3 separate regions of the Homo sapiens genome follow, and all the other regions are linked to region 2. The links are chromatin loops, found by intact Hi-C in ENCODE. Cell type or tissue: OCI-LY7. All regions are shown on one strand. Region 1 overlaps LARGE1 (LARGE xylosyl- and glucuronyltransferase 1). Region 2 overlaps LARGE1 (LARGE xylosyl- and glucuronyltransferase 1). Region 3 overlaps LARGE1 (LARGE xylosyl- and glucuronyltransferase 1).

Region 1 (8,000 bases), 270 kb after region 2:
TGCTAGGCACTTTGACTCTCCTACCTCATTTAATGCTTTTTCAAACCTCATGCAATGTGTATTGTTTTCTCTATTTTATGGGTGGGGAGCTTGAGACTTAGAGAGGTGACTTTGCCAGGCTGGTTGTGGTAGAGTCAGGATTCAGAATTGGGCCAGCCAGACTCCAAAGCTCGTGCTCATTTCACGATCTTCTTCCAAGGCATCTGCCAGTGTCTCTGTCCCAGCATCTCAAGCCCCGCCCCACTTCTGTTTCTTAACAATTATACTCTGAACATATAGGTTGGTTGCCAAGACAACCACTCAGAAACAACATGAAAGGCAAATGACTTTTCAAACATTCTGCAGCTGGGATGACTTCTTTTTTTAATTTTTTAAAATATGTCAAGGTGATTTGTAATCCACAGCAAAATGTTAATATGGGTAAGCAATCTATTTTGAGCAAAAAATATTTCCAGTATGGCAGAGGAGAGCTTACAGATTACATATATAGTAACGCCTTAGGAAGGAAGCAGGATATACTACTATTACCCTTTTTACAGGTGAGAAAATTAAGGCCTGGAGAGATTTGGAAGCCAGGAATGCCCAGCTCTAAAGACATTGTACCTAATTGTTTGAAAAACTGCTTGGAGAATGAAAATGTGTCTGGAGGGAGGCAGAGGCTCAGTCCTGACCCTGCAGTAAATCAGAAGAGTGAAGAGCACATTGAATAAGCCAGGTCCAGTGGGAAGGGAGGGAAAGAGAGAAACACATCAGTTCAGAGTAGAGTATCTAGGACTGGGGGACTGAAAGTTGAGGTAAGGAAAAGGACCACCAAACTTTGGGTACTAAATAATAGACAACCCTTAATCTTGGTAGGAGGAGTTTCAATAGGTCAGCCCATATAAAGGTCTTGCCACAATGCCTGACACCCAGCACGTGCTAGGCATATTTTCTATTATTATCTTTACTGGGGTATCTCAATGACTCCTGGAAATCCACATCTTGGAGAAGGAGTGAGCATCATTTCCTGACAAAACCAGTCTCTTTTCCTGTTTTTCCCTTATTTATCAAAGGTCAGAAATGTGTCATCACCATTGAGACATGGCTTTCCTCCATCCCCTGTGTTTTGGGCAGTCACCTGTAGAGGTGAGGTGTGTCCACTGTCCAGCTCTCTGCCTCCATGCTCATACTGCTAATCTGGTCAACTTCTCTGTGGACCACCTGGCATCAGATATACCCTAGAATCACTTACACCGCCTCATAGATGCTCCCCTTTGGGTCTGCCTGGTAATTGGCAGCTTCTTCAAGAAGGCAGATTTCCCTTTGAGAGCATCCCCAACCCCCCAGTTTACATAAAACCCTTAAAACCTGGGGTTGCCTGTGCTCCCTTTACATAAGTGAATTAGGTGATAATCTTGGGCATGACTGCATTTTTGCTGATTGAAGTTTAGACCATGCTGCTTAGAATTATTAACAGCCATTGCAAGGATAATGATCTGCCCATTAAAATAAACTAACTCTCATTTTTATTATCATTTTAATTACACGAACCCTTTGGCGTGTTGATAGTGATGAACAACATGGTGGGATATTACTCTGCCAGGTGTTGACTTCTCTATGGGGTGCTCTCGGGAAAATTTGCCTGGTGCCCTCCAGGTTTCCTCAGCCTGCCTTCGAGGGTGCTCTTCTCTCCATTGACCCCATGATGTAAGAAGTTCCTGGTTGGACTGAAGTGTGTTGCGGCATGGAAATGAGATTAATACCAGTGTGGATTGCATGGAGAGACTGCCCCAAAAGGTTGCATGGCTAATCACTCCCACGCACTTTTCCTCCTCCTCAAACCCAAAGTGTGCTGTCCAGTTTTGGAGATCTACCAGAGGGAGGGACTTTGCATTTTCCAGATTTCAGCTTGTGATTTTTTTTTTTTTTTTTTTTTTTTGAAATGGAGTCTCGCTCCATTGCCAGGCTGGAGTGCAGTGGTGCTACCTTGGCTCACTGCAACCTCTCCCTCCTGGGTTCAAGCGATTCTCCTGCCTCAGCCTCCCGAGTAGCTGGGACTGCAGGAGCACGTCACCATGCCCAACTAATTTTTGTATTTTTAGTAGAGACAGGGTTTCACCATGTTGGCCAGGGTGGTCTCGATATCTTGACCTCATGATCCGCCTGCCTCATTTTTTACAGAAACATAGGACAAGGTGACAAGTGACTTATTTCCCCTGACAAAACCATCTGCATTCCTGACTTCCCCTTTACTTTCAAAGGTACCAGAATTTGCTGCTTTTATCATGCCCCAAATTCTGAGTCATCTGAACTTCGGTATTGCTGACAGGCATTCACTGAGAGGAGAAGTGGGCTTAGAGGAGACCTGTTGCTTGCCCCGCATGAGGCTGGATGCTGTGCCTTCTCCTGTGAATACTATAACATTGTAGGCCCCCATTTTCCAGATGAGAAAACTAAGACTCAAGGAGGTTAAGTGAGTTACCTGAGGTCACACAGCTCATTAAAAGTAGAACCAGTTCTATAGCCCAGGCTTCAGGGCTCAACAAACTATGCCTCTTCTGTTGTTCTGTCCTGACCCTGGATTTTAGCAATCATGAACACTTCTGCTCCTAGGTGAGGAAAATATCAGAGAAAAATGAACTCAGGCCTGGCTGACTCCGTAGTCATGCACATTCATCAAACAGTTTTTGAATAATTACTGTGTTGTTACCACAGTCAAAAAGACATCGTCCCTGCCTCAAGGAGTTTCAGTCAAGTGCAGGAGAGGGGCATGGAAAATTGAACCCAGCAGGATAACATGCTGTGCTGGAGGAAGGGAAACAGCTTGCTTCTTGCTTTGGGAGCCCCTAATCCAGCCTGGGGCTGTGGGGGTGGGGGTGGCTGGAAGGCAGTGATTTCTAAGTTGAGACTTGAAAGAGGGGGAGAATGTGGATGGAGGTGGGGGAAGAGTGCTAGATATCATGCCGTCTCTAAGAGGGTGAGCTATTTGTAATAAATGTACCTGCTTCTTACCACTTGTTCTTTCCCCACCACCAAATTTCTTAATTTTCCACCTTTTCCTGGGGCTTTCTTTCTGAATACAAACTCATCCCATTGCCTCCTTTACAACTAATTGAACACTTGGACTTAATTGATTATGTATTAAGTTGGGGACTTGGAGTGACATTCAGGACTGGGCTCATGTTGAGATTAATTTATTCCTGTAGTCTTCCTGTTTTGCAGTGTAACTGAGTGCCTCACATGTGTGTTAAAAATAAAACGGAGAGTCAGGGCAATCTAATTAGACAGCTTAACCCATCACTCTCGTGTTCAGTCTTCACCCAGCTCTCCTGCTTTGATGGTAACCAAAATAGATGAATAAGTTAATCAAAGGTCTGATTAAATAGCACAGCTCTGCAGCATGGACTAATGATTGCCAAGCCTCAGTTCAGGCAGATTGCTAGAGGAGAGAGGAAGCTGAGCTGAGCTCCAAAGGCCAGGGCTTTCATGAGGAAGATGTTTATAAAGCACATGGGAGGGAATTCCTCACTGAGTCCTCGGATCTTAACGGTGATGGCTCACTCTAAAGGAAGGATAATGTAGTTTGGGGAAAGAACACAAACCTTCTCCTGGCAAATTCTGACTCTTAGAGCTTTGCATCTTGCTGGCTGTGGGATTGTAGACAAATCGCCCGCCTTCCTATGCCTGCCTGCCATCCATCATCCATCCATCCATCCATCCATCCATGCATTCATCCATCCATCCATCCATCTGTTCCAGATATGTGTTTTGTACCTATTATATACAAGGCATTGTGCTTATTTTTTTTTTTTTTTTTTTGAGACTGAGTTTCGCTTTTGTTGCCCAGGCTGGAGTGCAATGGTGCGATCTCTGCTCACCGCAACTTCCGCTTCCTAGGTTCAAGTGATTCTCCTGCCTCAGCCTCCCGAGTAGCTGGGATTACAGACATGCACCACCACACCCGGCTAATTTTGTATTTTTAGTAGAGATGGCATTTCTCCCTGTTGTTCAGGCTGGTCTCGAACTCCCAACCTCAGGGGATCCGCCCACCTCAGCCTCCTAAAGTTCTGGGATTACAGGCGTGAGCCACTGCGCCCAGCCAGGGCATTGTGCTTTGATTTTGTTGTTGTTCATTTAATTTGCCCTTGTGTTAACTGTATGACTCGGTTGTGTGAGGTTTTTCCTTCTAGGTCCTCTCTTGCCGTAACCCTCACTTTATGCTCCATGAGGCTGATGCATAAAGCATCTCTAGTCTCGCTTTCGCTCTGGTTTCCGTTAGGGTTGACTGGAGGGCTGCCCTCCCGGGAGACTGGTGGGCAGGAGGGAAGTGAGGTTGAGATGTTTTTTCCTGTTCTGGCTTATGCGTTGCCACAGGTAGGCTGTGTCCCTCTGCTGAAGGTCACTGCCTCAGCCAGGTGGCCTTACTCAAACAGCAATTCTCTCTGGATTCCAGCATCTGCTGGCCTGGGCCCTTTTGGCCTTGGGGTGGTAATGGCCCCAAGTACTCTTCCCCTCCTCAAGTAACTGCACGGTTCTTGTTACTGCCCCTAATTCTGCATATACTTAGATTAAATAGTCCTTTTATTAAATCTTCCTTAGATTCCCCAGGAGAGTGTGCTGTTTCCACCCACACACTGCCTGATAGGATGAAGTAAGTGTAGCAACATGGATGGAGCTGGAGGCCATTATCCTAAGTGAACTAACTCAGAAGCAGAAAATCAAATATCACATGTTCTCACTTACAGATGGAAGCTAAACAACGGGCATACCTGGATACAAAGCTGGAAATAATAGACACTGGGGTCTCCAAAAGAGGGGAGGGTGAGAGCTGTGTGAGGGGTGAGAAATTGCCTGCTGGATACAGTGTTCAACATTCAGGTGACAGGTATACTGGAAGTCCAGTCTCCACCATTACACAGTGTACCCATGTAACAAAAATGCGTGTGTACCCCCAGAATCTAAAATTAAAAATTTTTTAAAAAAGAAATCATGACCTTTATAAATAGCAGAAACTCAGAAAAGCTGAGCAAACCTGTCCAAGGTGACATGGCGATTAAGTGATGATACTAGAATCTAAATCCAGGCATGCCTGAATCTACCACCCAGGGTGTTTTGCTCTCCTGCATACATCCCACAGACCCTTACCTTCATCTGGAAGCACCAAAAGAGGCACTGATAGCTAAATACATGGAATAAGATAGAGGGATCAGGAAGAAGGGCGGGAGCTTATTACTGAGTATATTTTGTGTACCACGCCCTTGAGTCCTTTAATATAATTTAATTTTTATACCACTGTGTGAAGTAGGCATCGTCTCCATTTTACCAACTTTTAAAAATGAGCAACTACTCTTAAAAAAAAACTAAGTAACCACATTTTTTTCTAACATCATAGTCTAGTGATGGTGGCACACAGGAGGCCAATTTAGGGCAGCTATGAGACAGGTTCCCCATGCTGACTCATGAGACCCATTCCATCTCTGAAACACACTCCATTTTACAGGTAAAGAAACCAAGGCTTAGAGAGATCAAATGCTTTGTGTGGGGCTAGAGCCCAGATTTGAACTTCTGTCCTTTTTCCCCACCTCCATGATGCCTGGGTGTAGGGTGACAGGGACTCATACACAGAGTTGGGGATGCTTTTTTTGAAATTGATGAGAGGTGAAGCCAGCTGGACTTCCTGGGTCAAATGGGGACTTGGAGAACTTTTATGTCTAGCGAAAGGATTGTAAATGCATCAGTTAGCACTCTGTAAAAATGTACCATCAGTGCTCTGTGTCTAGCTAAAGGATTGTAAACACACACCAATCAGCACTTTATAAAATGGACCAATCAGCACTCTGTAAAATGACCAATCAGTGCTCTGTAAAATGGACCAATCAGCAGGATGTGGGCAGGGAGAAATAAGGGAATAAAAGCTGGCCACCCCAGCCAGCAGCGGCATCCCTCTCGGCTTCCCTTCCAAGCTGTGGAAGCTTTGTTCTTTCGCTCTTCACAGTAAATCTTGCTGCTGCTCACTCTTTGGGTCTGCGCCACCTTTAAGAGCTGTGATACTCACCACAAAGGTCCACAGCTTCACTCTTGAAGTCAGCGAGACCAAGAACCCCCCGGAAGGAGCCAGCTCCGCACACAGTTTGATGTCTTGCTGCTATTTTTTTCTTCCTTTGCATAGATTTGGGTGAATGTGTTTCATTTGGTTTGATTACACGTAGTTGTTTTTAAGTAAAAGCAGTTTTAAAGCTTGCTTTTTTCCCCTTTAACATCATATGCAGGTTTTTAGAAATTATATCTTGATCCACATTGTTTTAAACAATTACATAGTATGCTATCAGAAAAACAAGAGTATCATGTTTGAATTAATTGTTCCATTTTGGGGCATTTTGATGGCTGTTCTTTGGTAACATGGTGATGAACATCTTTGGGAATAAAACTTTGGTGTCTAAAACAAAATTTTTAAATTTGAATTTTTTTAAGAACATCTCCTCAACATGGTATTTGTAAGGTCAAAGGAGATCAATATTTTTTGGAATCCTGAGAAGGTGGCCATGTTCCCTGTTTTAAAGGGTTCTATTAAAAGTGTTACCCTCTTGAAAATAAGTGTGCTTTGGCTCCCATGGAAACTCCCCATGGCAGCTAGGTTGGGGCCTCTGCCCACAGTGATCTTCATAAATGACTGTGCATAGATGAGAGCTTTCATCACACTGGTGCTTTTATTTTTATCCTTGCCTTTGGACACAAAATGGCACCCGTGTGTGTACCTCGCTGATGACTCTGCCCACCTGCAAGCCATTGATTGTTCCATTATGTTATGTGAGGATCATAATGTCAGTGCTCCATGGGTGGTTCATTTCTGTCCTATGTGTGTGTCCTCTATTGCTGTCAGGTGAAGAGTGTCGCGTGATGACTAGGTCCTCCTTGACTAGGAGGTGAAGAGTGTCACGTGATGACTAGGTCCTCCTTCTGTCCTATGTGTGTGTCCTCTATTGCTGTCAGGTGAAGAGTGTCGCGTGATGACTAGGTCCTCTTATTTATCTGAGAATAAAGAGAAGGCAGCAGTAGTAATCTATTCAATTACAGTTTTAAAAGAATAAGCATAAGCTTTAACAATACTACTGCCCACTAATCTTTAATGACACGTAAATGGAATATGATTTAAAGAAATATACGTACATAGGAACAATTTGATACTGGTTGCAAAAGTATTTGTAGTGGGATTCAATTTTTGGACCTTTATGTTTTTGCATATCCTTTTTTTCTCTAGTGGATCTATTTAATTTCTATAATAACAAAAGTTTTATTTAAAAATCTCAACATAGGATTTGCAGTAATAATTATTTCATAACTATTACTTTTCCTCTCCCTTAATTCAGATACATTTTCCTCCAGAAAACTTCACATGTCAAAATGCAAATTATATAAATCTTTAAAAGAAAACTCATTCATTTATTCAACAAATTTTTATTGGATACTTTTTGTGTGCTAGGCACTATTTATAATGTTTAAGCAAAGAATTAATATAGCAATTTTTTTTCCCTTTCTCCAACTCTCTCTCTGCCTTGTTCTGTCTAGTCTGAAGTTTCCTGGATCCCCAATAAACATTACTCTGGGATTTATGGTCTGATGAAGCTTGTCCTGACCAAGACTCTTCCTGCCAACCTGGAGAGAGTCATCGTCCTTGACACGGATATCACCTTTGCCACTGACATTGCAGAGCTGTGGGCTGTGTTCCACAAGTTCAAAGGTAATGGTAGCCCATTCGTTTTTTCCCCGATATCCTTGTAGGTATCAGCATGCCAAGAATAGGGGTTGACTTTTTTAAAAAGGTGAGGTCTCCTCGAATGAGGTCGTGCTAATGCAGTGGGTGAGGAATTACAAATATGGTTCAATATCAACTCTGCTTGGATTTGAAAAATAATAGAGTAAAACAGAAACTTGTTTACATGTCTTTAGTAAATGAAGATGTTTTTAACAGATAAATATCAAATGTGTGTATTTTGTATGCAGATAGCGGAGTGTTCACATAC
Region 2 (8,000 bases):
ATTCAGACAGCGGAAAACTCTGTAGAAAAACAGCTCTGTTCTTCACCAAGGAAATTGTAAAGGGGAAAATTTGATGGCACTGGTGGCTTGTGGATTTTAGATGAAGTTAAGGAATTAATGTTCTTTTCTTAGTGTGGTAATGAAATTGAGATTTAAAAATAAAGATTTTGAAACCCTCAGGACCAAGATGATAGTATATCGCGGATTTGCTTCAAAGTAATCACGGGGCGGGGAGAAAGGGAGTCATGGGAATGAGTAGGTTAGAGAGGAAACAAGGCTGTAATTATCATGACTTGATAATTACTGATATTGGGTCATAGGTACATAGGGACTCTCTTGTTTTAATGTTTTTAACATTTTTCATAATACAAATGTTAAGTGAAATAATGATTTAGTCTATTTCTTAGCCATTTCCTAAAGATATGCATTATAAGGTCCATTATAGGCCAGGCGTGGTGGCTCACACTTGTAATTCCAGCACTTTGGGAGGCTGAGGCGGGTAGATGATCTGAGGTCAGGAGTTCGAGACCAGCCTGACCAACATGGAGAAACCCCGTCTCTACTAAAAATACAAAATTAGCCGGGCATGGTGACGCATGCCTGTAATCTCAGCTACTCAGGAGGCTTAGGCAGGAGAATCGCCTGAACCCAGGAGGTAGAGGTTGCGGTGAGCTGAGATCGTGCCATTACACTCCAGCCTGGGCAACAAGAGTGAAACTCTGTCTCAAAAACTAAAAATAAATAAGTAAATAAATAAGATCCATTATACATCCCATCCTGGAATTTTTCAACTTGATGTGATGCTACAAAGATGATCTAGTTCCCTAATATCATTCCATGAACTTCTAGGATTCTGGGTTTCCCAGGGGCTGGGGGAGGTAAGGGAGAGAGACTCAGGTAAGTGGGACTTTAGAATCCTGTAAATACACTTCAATCACAGATGCGTCACCTGTGTGTTTTAGATCTTTGCATTTCCCGGAAGATTTTATTGGGGACAAAAAGGGGGCTTGTTATTTATAGAAAGAAAAGTTTGAGGCCAGGCGCGGTAGCTCACGTCTGTAATCCCAGCACTTTGGGAGGCCGAGGCGGGTGGCTCACGAGGTCAGGAGTTCAAGACCAGCCTAACCAACATGGAGAAACCCCATCTCTATTAAAAATACAACATTAGCCAGGCATGGTGGTGCGTGCCTGTAATCTCAGCCACTCAGGAGGCTGAGGCAGGAGAATCTCTTGAGCCCGGGAGGCGGAGGTTGCAGTGAGCCGAGATTGTGCCATTGCATTCCAGCCTGGGCAACAAGAGCCAAACTCCGTCTCAAAAAAAAAAAAAAAGTTTGGAAACCACACTCTTATTTTATAAACAAGGAAACCAAAGCACACAGAGGGGAGGTGATATACCCAAGTTCGCACGGTAGGCAAGTCGCCAATCCCCAGACCCCATGGCAGCTGTTTTTATGCTCTTCAGTCATGCCGGTCCCCAGTCATTACCCTTCAGACCTCTTGCACAGGGGCCCCAAGGAAGATAGGTCACCTGCATTCCAGCTTCCAGTGCTGCCTGATCGTCCTAAGTGGAAGCTGTGCTGAAATTGAAATCACTTCCTGTGTTCAAAGCACCGAAAGGAGAGCCCCATTGGAGATGCACTTACTGCATGCTCCCAGCTCCCAGCTTGCTCTTTACTAAACTCCCTGTGCCAGGGAGCATTATAGCAGGAGGAATACATTGAATTTGGGAAACAAACAGTCTCATTGGGACTCTTCCTGGGCTAGAAAGCCTGTATGTTGAACACTTAATCATTTTTAATGCTTGTTTCACCTGCTCTCATCTTTATTTGCCCTCAATAAAACCAAGAAACCTTGGACGGTCTCAAGAGGTATCCTGTCTTTCAGGGTTAGGGACACTGTGGAACACAGAATCTAGGGTTGCAAGTCTTGTCTGTAAATTGGAGGTTTTTTCTTGTCTTTTTTTTTTTTTTTTGAGACGGAGTTTCACTTTTGTCACCCAGGCTGGAGTGCAGTGGCACCATCTCGGCTCACTGCAACCTCCGCCTCCCGGGTTCAAGCGATTCTCCTGCCTCAGCCTCCCAACTAGCTGGGATTATAGGTTCCCACCACCATGCCCAGCTAGTTTTTTGTATTTTTAGTAGAGACGGAGTTTTAATGTGTTGGGCAGCCTGGTCTCGAACTGCTGACTTCAGGTGATCCGCCCGCCTTGGCCTCTTAGGAAAGAAAGGAGATGAGTAAACTAGAAGTGGGAGGAAGGGTGCCGGGAACAGACTGTGGGAACAGAGTTGCACATATATTCTCTTACGGCCATTTTGGACCAGTGGCCTTTAAACTTCTTTTACTGCACTCAAACCTGCAGGATAAGACTTGTTTTCATCAGTAACATTTGAGTAGAGGTTTGGCCAGGTTGTGGGTACAGGGAGGGCTTGGGGCAGGGGTGGGACCTCTGGAGAGGATGGTGGTGGGACTGCTAGAGGGTTTGAGTGCGGTTTGAATAAACCCCCATATGCATTTTGGATCTTCCTGCATCCGCTACTCTTTCCCTGTCTACCTCTGTTGAGACCTCTTTAATTTTTTATTTTTATTTATTTATTTATTTATTTATTTATTTTTTTGAGAGGGAGTCTTGCTCTATCCCTCAGGCTAGAGTGCAGTGGTGCAATCTCGTCTCACTGCAAACTCTGTCTCCTGGGGTCGGGCGATTCTCCTGCCTCAGCCTCCCAAAGTGCTGGGATTACAGGCATGAGCCACTGTGCCTGGCCCAAAGTGCCAATCCTTACAGCCACCCTCTCTGCCTTCCAGTCTGGAAGGGACATACTCCCGACCCACTGCAGTATACTGAACAAAGATGTTCACACGCACAGGGCGGTGGGGAAGGAGAGCTGACCCATTCACAAGCAGGGAAGATAGAACGGAAAATCAAGGACAGCTTCACAGAAGAGATAAAGCCTGGGTTGGGTTGTGAGGATGAAAAGGATGTCTTCCAGGAAGGCTAGGAGTATGGAAATCCAGGGCCACGTGAACAACATAGACAGGACCCCCCCAGAGGAACAAAACAGATGCCCTGTTTGGAGAACTGTAGGTGTTGTGGTTTTTTTGTTTTGTTTTGTTTTGTTTTGTTTTGTTTTGTTTTGTTTTGTTTGTGCTAGAATGGGAAATGTGAGTGAGAGAGAGCAACAGGTAAAATGCTGGAGACATTCTCAAGAGTAACATCCCAGCTGCCCTCTAGATCAGTAGCCATTAGCGGCATGTGGCTACTTTAAATGAGTTGAAATGAAATAAAATTAAAAATACAGTTCCTTAGTCTCAATAGCCACCTGCAGCTAGTGGCCACCATATTTTAGAGCACAGATGTAGAAAATATACATCATGACTGTTGGGCAGTGCTGGGCTGAATGTTTCCTTATTTGGCTCACATCTGTCAAGCTGCACCTGGTGTTTCGTGACACCTGCACGCGTCAGGTTTTGGAGTGGCTTGCTTCGTTTTGGTAGAAGAGCCTGTACTGGCTGCTCAGGGCCACAGTGGATGTGCCAGAGAGATTGAATGTATAGTTAGAAGCAATGTACAATTGCTCAAGATATGAATATTAGTAACTTTGTTTTATTTTTTAGCACTGCTCAGATGAATATATAAAAATCCGAAGAAATATGTTATTTCCCCTCTAAGCCAGCAGAGCTACTAGTTTTATTAAGCAGACAATGGCAAATCTATTTTTAATTTAATTTTTTATTAAAAAATGCCCTACTGCTTGAGATTCTAATCTCTAGCTGAATAGTAAGTGTCATTTTCGAGTTGCGAATCGCCAGAGCAACAGCGTGCGTCGAAGGCACTTAATAAATAGGATTCGGTGCTTTACGTCCGTGTAGAGACAAAAATAGATCAAAAAGCTTTTCGATTTTACTTTTGAGTACAGTGTTCTGACTTTCTAGATGGTAAGGAACCATTTAGAACTATAAAGGGATTTCGATTTCGATAACAGTAACTGTGTTTAATGTTACAAACTTTCTATTTTGTAAGTGGCTTTCTTTGAAGTCCTGTTGGCAGTTTGTTAAATATTTTAGACTGTTATTTGTGACCAAGAGGTTCAGTTTGGAGGACTTTTTGTGATTCACCCGTGTGCTTTAAAATAATTTGCCACTATTTTTGGAGTACTCGGTCCCAGGAGATTTGTGCATGAGTCCTGATTTTGTCTCTTAGTAGCAGTGTGACTCAGGGCAAGTCACATAGCCTGTGCTGAGGATCTCTTGGCTTTCTGACTTTGTATTTATTCACCCTGCTTAGTTTTCCCAGGGAGACCCACACTCACACCCACCCTTTAGCCCATGGACTTTGGTGGAGATGATATTGTGCAGGGCTTCAGGGGGAGACATAGGACTCAGATTATTCCTAATACTGGCTTATAGTAATTGGCTTAGAGGTGGTTTCATGACCTAGTTGGAGCCCACAAGATGTGATGAGGCTTTTGTTGGGGCTGTTGAGAGGTATGTGTGTTCTTTCCCACTGGCCTTGAACTCAGAGGTTGGAGCTGCGGATATTGTAGCTACATCCAACCTAGTAGCTGTCTTGCTACTGCATGGCATCTGAGTATGAAGTCCGTGTGGATGAGAGCAGAGCTGAGGTGGAGAGGGACCAGGCCATCTCCTGGACCCAGATCAAACCTTGCCACAGGGTAGATTCACCTCTGGACCTTACAGATTGTGAACTATTCAGTCCTTTATTTTGCCTGCATTAGTTTGAGTTGGATTTTCTGTCACTTTCATTGGAAAGCTCCCTCAAAAACTCTGAAACATTTTTTGTACATTTGTAAGAGGAAAAAAAAATGAGAGTAACAGAACAGACGCACCTTGGCTTAGCATAGATTGCATCCTGCTAAACCCATCGTAAGTTGAAAATATCAAGTTCAAAATTTGCGTTTAATACATTTAACCTACATTACAGCATAGTTTAGCTTAGCCTGCCTTAAACATGCTCACTTTCATTGGCCTGTATTTGGGCAAAATCATGCAACCTAAGCCTAGGTATATTAAATACTGTACTGAAAATGAAAAACAGAATGGTTATATGGGTACTCAAGTATAGTTTCTATTGAATGCATATTGCTTTTGCATCATCATAAAGCTGGAAAGTCATCCAGGTGCAGTGGCTCACGCCTGTAATCCCAGCACTTTGGGAGGCTGAGGCGGGTGGATCACTTGAGCCCAGGAGTTCGAGACCAGCCTGGGCAACGTGACGAAACCTTGTCTGTATAAAAACTAGAAAAATTAGATGGTCATGGTAGCATGTGCCTGGGGAGTTTAGGCTGCAGTGAGCCGTGATCACGCCACTGTGCTCCAGCCTGGGTGACTGAGCGAGACCCTTTCCCAGAAAAAAAAAAAGCTGAAAAATCTAAGTCGAATTATCCTAAATCGGGGACTGTCTGTACTTACCTTATATCTAGGGTTGCTGTAAAGATGAAGGAGGGCAATAGATCCAATAGTACTTTAAAAGTGGTAAAATACTAGATATTTGCAAGAAAAGATGCTAGAACCTTTCACACCAAATTTTGACTGTGTGAGAAATAAATCAACAATGTAGTTTCACAGCTCCAAGCTAATAGAGATTAAACTATATTACTCTCAGTATTTTGCCAAAGTGAGTTGGTCTTCAAAAATAGTTTTAAAAGAATGTATGTATAAAAAGTTTTTAAAGACAGGAAGTAAAACTGCAACAGGATTTCTTATTCATTTTTATGACCATTTTTGTCTTTTAAAAACTAGGTCCCTTTTTATGCATGGATTCTATTATTTTTCCTAGATTTTACAGTGAGGGGATGTGCATTTTCTTGAGGGGGTGCCGATTTGGTGCAGTGCTGCTTTGCATATATTATTAAATCAAATAGTTTTATAATTGAATATGAAGTAGGGCAAAATCCTAAACCTAGTTAGTATGGGTGTGCATTTCCTGCGTATTCATTTTCCTGTGTTGGTTTACATAGTTTCTTACCACCTTCAATTCGGAGGCATTTTAGAGGCATTTTCTCTAATGATCTGGCCCATAGATCGTTTCATAAGTAAATGGGATCAGCAGGGTTTTATGTCTCCTACAGCAGAAGGTGCCTGGGCTTTAGGGTTGAATGCATCTGGGTTTGAAGCCTGGAGCCCCCACGTTTCCTGGGTCCAGGTGATCTTCTCTGGAACAATGAGGGGCATAGTTCATTGTAGTAGGCATGCATGAAAGTTAGATGAGGTGACGCAAGTCAAAGTGCCTCATACCTGGTAGGTAGTTAATAATCGCTTTTCTTATTTTTTTATTTCATGTAAACGTGTGATTTGAAGGCAGTCAGTCTGTCTCTAGGGAAATTAAGAATTTTAGCAAAGAATCAATTGGTCCCCATAGCATTCATATTTTAACTGTTCAGGCTACTAAATCTTATTCTCACTAGTTGTTCTGTTTTTGTGATCTATACAGGCTGCGGTAGAATGAGAATGTTCTCTATTGGCATGCTAACATATGGTCACTTATTTGTTCAGTTATTTATTTGTTTGTTCCAACATATGTGTAAATGGGGATCTTCTCTGCCAGGGGTTGAGGAAAACATGCTTTTTTCTCGCTGATATGGTTTGGATGTTTGTCTCCTCCAAATCTCATGTTGCAGTGAAATCCACAGTGTTGGAGATGGGGCTGGTGGAAGGTAATTAGATCATGGGGACTGATTCCTCATGAATGGGTTAGCACTGACCCCTTGGTGATGAAACAGTTCTTACTCATGAGAAATCTGGTTGTTTAAAAGAATCTGAGACCTCCTCCCTCTTTCTTGCTCCCACTTTTGTCATGTGACGTGTCTGCTCCTCTTTTACCTCCCACCATGATTGTAAGTTTCCTGAGGCCCTCTCCAGAAGTGCAGAAGATGTGGGTGCTATGCTTCTTGTACAAGCCTGCAGAACCATGAGCCAGTTAAACCTCTTTTCTTTATAAGTTACTCAGCCTCAGGAATTTCTTTCTAGCGATGCAAAAATGAACTAATATCCTAAATTATTTCTTGACTTTTTGGTGGGTCTATGGACTGGGCTATTTCTGAAGCCACTGTTTAGGTAAAAGCATTGGTTTCTATCAGAAATTCTACATTCACTTCCTCTCCTGGCAAAGGTTTTTCTATTATGGGAGTAGTTCATTCCTTTCATTTTTTTCCTCCCTGATATAAACAAAAAACGTGGAGAGCCGTCACGGGTAAGATGGATTGGATTAATTCTGCAGACACAATCAGGGAGACCCAGGAGCCTTTGGGGGAGTGAGGGAGATGAACATCATCTCAGGAAGAACTTTTAACCTCTGGAACTCCCCACCAGTAGGACGGACTGTTCCAGAACGCAGTGGTGATCTACTGCCAAAGATGTTTTATTAGGATAGAAATCGCTAAAGGACAATTATTTATTTATTTATTTATTTTGCTGGGGACAGGGTGGAGTGCAGTGGCACAATCATAGCTCACACTGCAGCCTCAAACTCTTGGGCTCAAGTGATCCTCCTGCCTCAGCCTCCCAAGTAGCTGGGACTGCAGGCATGCTCAACAACATCCAGCTAATCTTTAAACTTTTTGTAGAGATGGGGTCTTGCCCTGTTGCTCAGGCTGGTCTCAAACTCTTGGCCTAAAGGAATCTTCCCATCTTGGCCTCCCAAAGTGCTGGGAATACAGGCATGAGCCACTACACCTGTCCAATTTTTTAAAACACATTTTTTGAGATCCTAGTGGCTGTATGAGTCACTGAAGATTGAATAGACGAGATTTCAGCAGCCATAGTCCCCACATAGAATGTCAGAAGCTTGAAGTTCCATGTTACTAGAGATTGTGTAGGGGTAATGATTGAGAGCAAGAGTCTGCATTCTGTGGGCCAGTCTGTCTTCCTTTAGCCCATGAGCTAAGAATGGCTTTTACATGTTTAAAGTGTCCAAAAAAATCAAAACAAGAGTACTGTTCTGTAGCACGTGAAAATTAAATTTCACTGTCCATAAATTAAGTTTT
Region 3 (8,000 bases), 54 kb before region 2:
CCAACTCCTGAATCTTTCATGGAGAGTGTGGGAATGTATTCTGGTTTTTTGGTTTGTTTTCATGAGCTGTATTTTGATATTCAACAGAGGTTCACTTGGGGCAGAGGCTAAGAATGTTTTCAGACTGCATTTCTCTTTTGTTTCTTCCTAATAACTTGCAATGGTTAGGGGAAAAAGCTACAAAACAAATAAGCCAAAAACAACCCTCCAAACCCACACACTGACATTTAAAGGATTTGTGCCTTTTACTTGCATTTACTTACAGCATTGTACAGATTGCTGTCTGAATATATACATCTGGATGTATTCTTTGAGATGCCCAAAGCACTGCAGAAGTCTCACTTCTTTGTTAAATAGATTTTCATGTTATTCCCATCAATTGGATCAGAATTTCTGAGGGCTGCTGGTCATCGATGTTGCTTTGCTCAGATTCATTCCTTCATTTGCTGATTCACTGAACACACAGTTGTTGACCCTCTGTTATATGCCAAGCACTGTACTGGGCACAGTGAGGGGGCGGGTGAGGAGGAGAACAAGACAAAGTCCCAGTCCCTGCTTGCTTGGAACTCTCATTCTGTGTGGCTTGGTTCATTGTGAGCAGATTAGGTTGGCCCTTGGCTGTCATGCTTCCAGGCAAAGCTATCCCTTTTGTCACTTGCCACCTGCAGTTCTGGGCTAAAAACTACCATATGTATAACTCCTCTTGGTATTTATTGGTTTGTTACATCCAATTTTGCAAAGCCTGATGCATTGTTTGGTTAGAAGGAATCCTCTATTCTACTCCCAAGAGGCCGCTCAACAGGCTTTGATGATCCGTTAAACCCAGTTCCATTTTTGACATGGGAGAGCCTGTAACTTTTTTGCCTGTTTTGATTTTGAGTCCTTTATAGGGTATTTTGAGAGTTGGGCACCATCAGGCGGGTTTGATGTCAGTGCCTCACAGGTGGGCGATGAAGTTCTGGGATCAATTTTGTTATATGGCCGCCTTGTACAGTGCCACACTGGAAGCTTACATTGCAAGACATGTTCTTTTCATGGCGAGATTGAGATGTGGTAATTGAAATGGGAATGGCTGAAAGGAATACTGATGTCTCCATACTGCAGGGAGGGGTCCAAAGCCATCTTGCTGAAGAGCAGCAGGGGTTTGTGGTCCTGTTCACTTCTGATAGGGAGCAGCATAAATAGCACATCCTGTCACTTCCCGATGGATACAGTTGCGTGAGGACTTGTTTATAATGAATGGTCCTGGAAAACAACATCTCAGGGAATGAGGAGGCAGGAGGGAACATTTCTGCAGGGATAGGAGAAGGAGGAACTGGTAGAAGATGTCATGGAGAATTGCATAATGGGTTGGTTTTATCTTAAGAAGAATCTTTTTGTTTGTTTGTTTGTTTTTGAAATGGAGTTTTGCTCTCGTTGCCCAGGCTGGAGTGCAATGGCACAATCTCGGCTCACCACAACCTCCACCTCCCGGGTTCAAGCGATTCTTCTGCCTCAGTCTCTGGAGTAGCTGGGATTACAGGCATGTGCCACCACGCCCAGCTAATTTTCTATTTTTAGTAGAGAAAGAGTTTCCCCATGTTGGCCAGGCTGGTCTTGAACTTCCAACCTCAGGCGATCCGCCTGCCTCGGCCTCCCAAAGTGCTGGGATTATAGACGTTGAGCCACTGTGCTCGGCCAGTCTTAAGAAGAATCTTGTAATGATCTTGTGGAAGGAGAGGAGGAAATAAAAGTAGGGTTACGTGGTGTAAAGTGCTTTGCACTCCCTCTGCATCTCATGGAAATGCAGAACTTTTGGGCTCCCAAGAGGGATGTGGACCAATGGGATGCCTTAGTTTGTGGATGGGGGGCGGGGCACTTGGGCCCAGATCAAGGGAACCGTGTAGGCTCACACCAAGTTAATGATAAAATTCAGGCCACTTGACTTCCAACCTTTTATTTTCTCCCTCAAGCCCAGGCTGTCTTCCGCATCATTCAGGAGCTCTTTTAAGCCTGGCTCAAGCTTTCTTGGGGCCTGTGGGCCGCCAAAGAAACTGCATAGTCCTCTTGGTAATTGTTGGGTACCTTTTGGGTGGCTACAGCTGTGGCCACGTGTATGCTGAAAGGAGTGACAGGACTGGGTCTCTTGTTTTTTAAACAGGGTCTCATTGCTACAATCATTGAATGTATTTTTTAAAGATGAATATAAAACAGCTACCCTCCCAAGCAAATCATAAAACAAATTATGCCCTTGCCACCCAGAACTACAGAGAAACAGCAGGCACTTCGTGGCACAGAGAGTAATGGCTGCAATATTAAAACAATGATGGGAAAACCAGGATCCAATAGCTGAAAGCAGGGAGGAAAACAGCCTCGTAATCCCCCAGGGATAATGGGTCTCACCGACAGGTCCCTGTGATTTATTGTGCTTAATGTACTTATTTTTATTTGTCCCCTTCAACACGGAGCTTTGTCACTGAAGAGATTTGATAATGGCCTGTTTGCAGTCACTTAGACTCTCGTAATAAAGCGCCACATTTTGGCTGTCTGTAGGTTCCGCTGGCTTCATTGGCATTCCCCCTCTGATTTCACCTTCACTGGCTGAGCTGGGATAGATCTAGATAAGGGCTGCCTCCCTTGCGTATTCCCGTCATGCTGCCCTGTCCTGACTTCTGCCTGATAGCCAGCCTTACTAGGTGGCTCTCCAGGCCCAGCTTGCCTCCTGCTTTCGTTTTATGCTACTTTGGGACCACAGGAAGGAACCCCTTATTCTGCCTGAAATAATAATGGATCCCTGGGACTTTTATCTTTGTAGACCACCAATGAGAGTTTACTGCTTGCAGCTTTTTGGGTGAGCAAAAATAAAAGCGGAGGAGTAGGTATGTGGGGTTTTTGCAAAAGAATGGGCTTGATTTAAAGGCTGTAGTGCCTTCTGAATGTGGTAGCCAGCTGCTTTGCAAAGAAGGGTGTGTGGGATTCAACAGTTGTGAGTGAGTCAACCTGAGGCTTTCATTTCAGCTTCTTCCTGGGCTTTGAAGGAAGGGAGGTAGAAGCTCTCCAGGGAGCTCCACAAAGGAGGCATGACTGGCCTCCTTCCTGCAAAACTGTCCCTGATCTGCTAACGTTGGGGTGAAGAAATCCAGGAAGTGAGAGACAGGGGCGATAACCAGAAAAGCAGCTTCAACTGTTTTCCAGGGCAGCATGTGTGTTTCCTCTCTTTGAGGACCTCTCTCTGATACCCCACCATCAGGTCTGGTCGGCGGGGAAGGTTCTGTGCTGGGTTGCATCTGACACTTGGCCCCTGTAGCACAGCTGGGGGAGAGCATTGCTTTCATTCTGAATACTGAGAGAGAACGAGTGAGTATCTAATTACGGAAAACTCAAATAGTGTAACTGAAAAAGACTCCTTTAAAATGTAGGAGCAGCAGCAAAAGTCAAGCACACCAGGGGTGGGAGCCGGGAGTGGAAGGGATCAGTGTCGCTAGGCCTCAGTAGATGGAGTGCTGTGGACACTGTGAAGTTTGAACATTCTAGCAAGGTGACGGCATCATTGAGGGAGAGATGGTGCTAACAATAGGACGTTGCTCTCAGTCACTTGGGCACCTTTTACTTTCCTATGCCTCTGTCAAAAGTTTTAACAGGCTCCCAAGCCACTGGACCCCAGTACACGGTACACTTTGGCCTCAAATGTGCCCCTGGTACCTTAAGATCTAGCAGTTCTGCTGAGTATATACCCAAAAGAGTTGAAAGCACAGTTCTAAAGAGATATTTGCATACTCATGTTCATAGCAGCGTCATTCACAATAGCCAGAATGTGGAAGCCACCCAGGTGTTCATCAGTGGAAAGGCTAAACACCATGTGGTGTAGACATACATGGAATTTATTCAGCCTTCAAAAGGAAGGAAGTCCTGTCACATGCGACAACATGGATGAACTTTGAGGACATGATGCTGAGTTAAATGAGTCAGTCATTAAAAAGATAAATATTTATCATTCCACCTATGTAAAGTCCCTACAGTAGTCAAATTTGTAGAGACAGAAAGTAAAATGGTGGTTTCCAGGGACTAGGGGAAGGAGAGAATTGGGAGTGAGCTTTTAAGGGGGAGACAGTTTCAGTTTGGGAAGATGAAACAGTGCTGGAGGTGGGTGTTGGTAATGGTTGCACAAAAATAGGAATGTGTGTGATTCTACCAAACTGTTCCCTTAAAAATGGGTAAAATTGTAAGTTTTATGTGATGTGTATTTTACTACGGTGAAAATAAGGTATCTCTGGCAGGCAGACTCTAAGTTGGCCCTCATGATCCTCATCTCCTGATCTGCTCTTGTGTGGTCCCTTTCACTTGGGGTGTGCAGGGGACTTGTGACTTGCTTCTAATAAGACCAGAGCAGAGGCGAAGGATGTCACTTCTGTGATTACATTTCCTTATGTAAGACCCCATCTTCATAGCAAACTTGCCCTGAAGGATTTCCTTCTTGGCTTGATGAAGTTGGCATGTTGGGGGAGCCCATGTGGCAAGGAACTGTGGGTGGCTTTGAGGAGCAGAGGGTGACCCCTGCCCACAGCCAGCAAGAAGGCAAGGACCTCAGGCACAAGGAAATGAATTCTGCCAGCACAGGAGGGAGCTTGCAGGTGGATTCGGCCCCAGAGCTCCCTGGGGACACCTTGGCTGTGTAGCCTTATGAGATTCATGAACCATAGACACAGCTAAGCCATGCCCAGGCTCACACTGAGCTATAGGAACTGTGAAATAATGAATGTGTGCTGTTTTGAGCCATCAACTTTGTGACAGTTTGTTACACAGCAATAGATAACTAATATGTAGCCTCCCAGGAGACCTGCCTGAGTCCATTCCATCCTAGTTTTCTACTCTGGTCACCTCAGGTCTCCATCTCCTCCTCTTGTCCTCTGTGAGTGGGCAGATGGCCTGCTTTTCTGTTTTCTGTTTATGCTCAAGTGCATTCATAGTTAGAGCCAATTTGTCCTCCTTGTGCCTTCCTGCTCTCTCTGGTTTCCGGTTTGTGTGTCCCATCCAGAGACCGAGGGTGCCAACTCTGCCCACCTCTGTAGAGGTGTACTCTCCTCCCCATCCCCCACAGCACCCCCACTTGCCTCTCCAATATAAGGCTCATGACACAAAATACAGGTGATCGGTGATCAGATTTTCTAGGGTGGCTCTAATTGCAAATATTCTGCCCCATTTGTTATCCCATTAAACCATTAAACTGTCCCAGGCATTCCACTTTGGTATATAAGCTCTTCCGGGACTGGCTCCCATGTGACAAATTGAGAAGTGCCACTGCCATTTTTTGAGCACCTCCTGAATGTCAAATGCTTGATTCATGATTCTCATTGTGTTTTCCCAACAGCCTGATGAGGTGGCTGTCATGGTGCCTGACTTACAGAGGAGCACACTGAGACCAAATGAGGTTCATTTCCTTGTATGAGGTCACACACATGTGTGTGACCTTGGACCAGATATGGGTCCAGACAAGGATGAGAACTCCAAAGCCCTGTCCTAACTTGCCTGGGGCCACTGCCTTGGAAGAGCACAGTAGTTTTTCTGCCAGCTCCCATGTCCCAGTTTTGTTTGAAAAATAAGAGTTGCTGCACACAGAGGCTACTTCGAGGTTTCTGATAATTCATTCTGATGGACAGCAGTGGGACAGTGTCGGGTAGGGGACACAGCTAAAGCCTCAAATTGAAATAAGAAGAGGAGACAAGGGGGTCAGGAATAAGGTTGCAACTGGGGTAGCCACCCTAGTGAGTAGAGTAGGGGTCCACAGTGTTTCTCACCTAGGATGTGTACTAGAATCCTCTGGAAAGCTTTAACTGATGCTGATGTCTGGGATCCACCCCTAGAAATAGTGATTTTAATGGTTTGTGATGCATCTTGGGGACCAGGATCAAAAACTCCACAGGTGATCTGCATAGGCAGCCAAGATTTAGAACACTGGGAAGGAGGCCTCCATATGGTACAGGTTGAACAGGAAGTAGAGAAGACACAGCCTTAGGATAAGGGCAGGGCCTGGACCAACAGCACAACCTCTCTCCCCATCTAGAGGGTGACCCTGAGTGCTCATAGGGTCAGCCTCTAGATGGGGAGGGGAGTTGACCCTTAGACTTAGAGCATCCAGGTCTGCAGGGCCGGGAGCCCAGTTTGGGGACCCAGTGAGGCCTGCTCATGCTTTTCCTGTGGAATCGATAGATTTCCTGCATCTTCAGTGCCTTCAATGCACTTCTACTCAACATGTAGTGAAAGGGGCGGAGGTGCCCTGTGAGACTTGTGACGTTCAGCGGGCCTTAATAATAGGCCTGCATGGACTGCCTTTTGTCTTTGCTTAGAGTTCATGGTTAAACGTGGGGTTTGTGGTGTTCCCATGATACCTGAATACCGCTTGATGAGAGGGATTAGATTGCAAACACCTTGTGAGTGGGGAACCCAATATTTGTGTCTGCTAGAATGAGTGATATGATGGCTTACCTGTACCACTTAAGTTAATGATTGATTTCAACAGCTTTTGAAAGTTGAAGCACAGAAGTCTTAAGGTCACTTCGGGAGGTGAAAAACTTGGTGATTATCACTGTATTTAAAATTGTGGCTCTCCGATAACTCCACACTTGCCTTCTTTACCCTGCTCTGTTTTTTCCTATAGCATCACCGTTTGTTAATATGCTGTGCGTTTATCTGAATGTGAGCTGATGACGGCAGGGTTTCTGTCTTTTTGTGTCTTAGGCATAGAGAACTCTCAATAAATATTTGTTGAGTGAATGGAGTAAATGGTGGCCTCTACTAGTGTTAGTGGATCCAGAAAGGACATGGAATAGTTTAAGATTTATTCCTTGGTTGAGTTCCAGGAGGAACTGCAGGATTTACTGGGGTGGTGGGAAGAGGAAGGGGGACAGTGCTGTGGATACATTTTGTTTTACCTACCCTTTTGGAGCTGGTGTTTTCTTTCTCAATTAAAATGTATTTTCTTTAGCGGTTACTTTGTAATGGAAAATGACACTTCTGCCAGTTTTAGTCTTTTATGTGTTCTAAACCGAGTCCTTTCCTCCTGCTGTGGCTTCAATAATGCATCGTTTCATAAGTTCACAGAATTTAATGTGCTTCTGCTGAACCCCTAGTCTCAGCCAGATAGTTAAATGAAAATTAACCACTGTAGGTTGGATTCAAAGTCACCTATTCACCTTCTCCCTTTTTAATCCCCTTCCCTCACTCCACGTTTGCAAAGCAGTGTTGCATTTTTCTTTTTTGAGAAATAGGGCATGATGTGTGCCTGCACACGGGCTCTTGTGTGTGAATGGGAATATTGATTTATTTCACAATCAGAGATCCATGAAAAAATAACACTGTGAACATACACATTTTTGAAATGCTGCCTCTTCCGCTGAAGTACAGTGGAGTGTAGGGACCTGTAGCAAACTAATATTTAACGAGGGTGCCACTGTTGTACCACCTTTAGAATTCACAGTGGCTGCTAGTGAAACTGGCATGTGTCTTGACAAGGCTGTGAAATGTAGTCAGTCTTCTTTCATTCATTCATTTGTTCATTTATTCAGAGCCAGATGATCATTTTGTATGCATGAAGCACCTGAGTGGTGGATGTGATAGGCTGATTGCATTTGTGGCCTCAAATCTTCACACGTTTCTGATTTCCTACCCAACTCCTTTGACTTTTGACTTTAAGTTTCACCATGTGACTAGCTTTGGCCTGAAGTATGAGGTGGAGGGGATGGTATGCCAGTTTTAAGCCTATGCCTTAAAAGATCTTGAGCATTTCTGCTTTTTTGTGTCCCTGCCTTTGCCACAAAGAGTGTGCCCTGCCAGCTGCTGGTCAGAAGAAGAGTAGGAGAGGGGAGCAGAGCCACGCAGCCAATTCATGGGCCCTCAGTGAGAAACCAAGCCCAGTCTAGATCAGCCAAGTCCCAGCTGACCTGCAGGTGCATGACTAGAAATAAGTGATCGTTGCCTCAAGACACTGGTTTTGGGATGGCTCATTAGGTAGCATTATTATGCAA

The links. A loop is a pair of places that touch in the nucleus more often than their neighbours do. Peaks named below come from ENCODE experiments on the same cell type or tissue, not always from the same donor. Only the 100,000 strongest peaks of a DNase experiment are listed, where the experiment ranks them.
Region 1: it touches region 2 in a loop (11-fold over the local background); 2 of 110 quality-filtered maps call a loop at or near these places.
Region 3: a loop joins it to region 2, with 4 times the contacts of the local background. A loop is called at or near these places in 2 of 110 quality-filtered maps.

The regions. Positions count from the first base shown.
Region 1 is chr22:33,564,565-33,572,564 of GRCh38, reverse strand. It overlaps LARGE1 (LARGE xylosyl- and glucuronyltransferase 1), which reads left to right. Exons shown (of 15, transcript NM_133642.5): 6 at 7,546-7,717. Among named protein-coding and RNA genes, the nearest start is that of MIR4764, 130 kb to the right of the region's middle. RefSeq lists a silencer at 2,628-2,922 and an enhancer at 6,536-6,605. In OCI-LY7, a CTCF peak has its summit at 4,605; DNase peaks (open chromatin) are centred at 2,299, 3,304, 3,864 and 4,274; H3K4me3 peaks cover 2,967 bases; H3K27ac peaks cover 4,290 bases.
Region 2 is chr22:33,838,052-33,846,051 of GRCh38, reverse strand. All of the region lies in intron 1 of LARGE1 (LARGE xylosyl- and glucuronyltransferase 1), which reads left to right. Among named protein-coding and RNA genes, the nearest start is that of LARGE1, 78 kb to the left of the region's middle. RefSeq lists enhancers at 1,397-1,691, 4,092-4,151. In OCI-LY7, no CTCF peak of the experiment used is centred here; DNase peaks (open chromatin) are centred at 2,991, 3,441, 3,861 and 4,161; H3K4me3 peaks cover 2,898 bases; H3K27ac peaks cover 3,517 bases.
Region 3 is chr22:33,892,151-33,900,150 of GRCh38, reverse strand. The region is part of intron 1 of LARGE1 (LARGE xylosyl- and glucuronyltransferase 1); the gene reads left to right. Among named protein-coding and RNA genes, the nearest start is that of LARGE1, 24 kb to the left of the region's middle. RefSeq lists an enhancer at 603-1,215 and a silencer at 2,836-3,130. In OCI-LY7, no CTCF peak of the experiment used is centred here; DNase peaks (open chromatin) are centred at 3,220, 3,800 and 4,640; H3K4me3 peaks cover 1,286 bases; H3K27ac peaks cover 1,841 bases.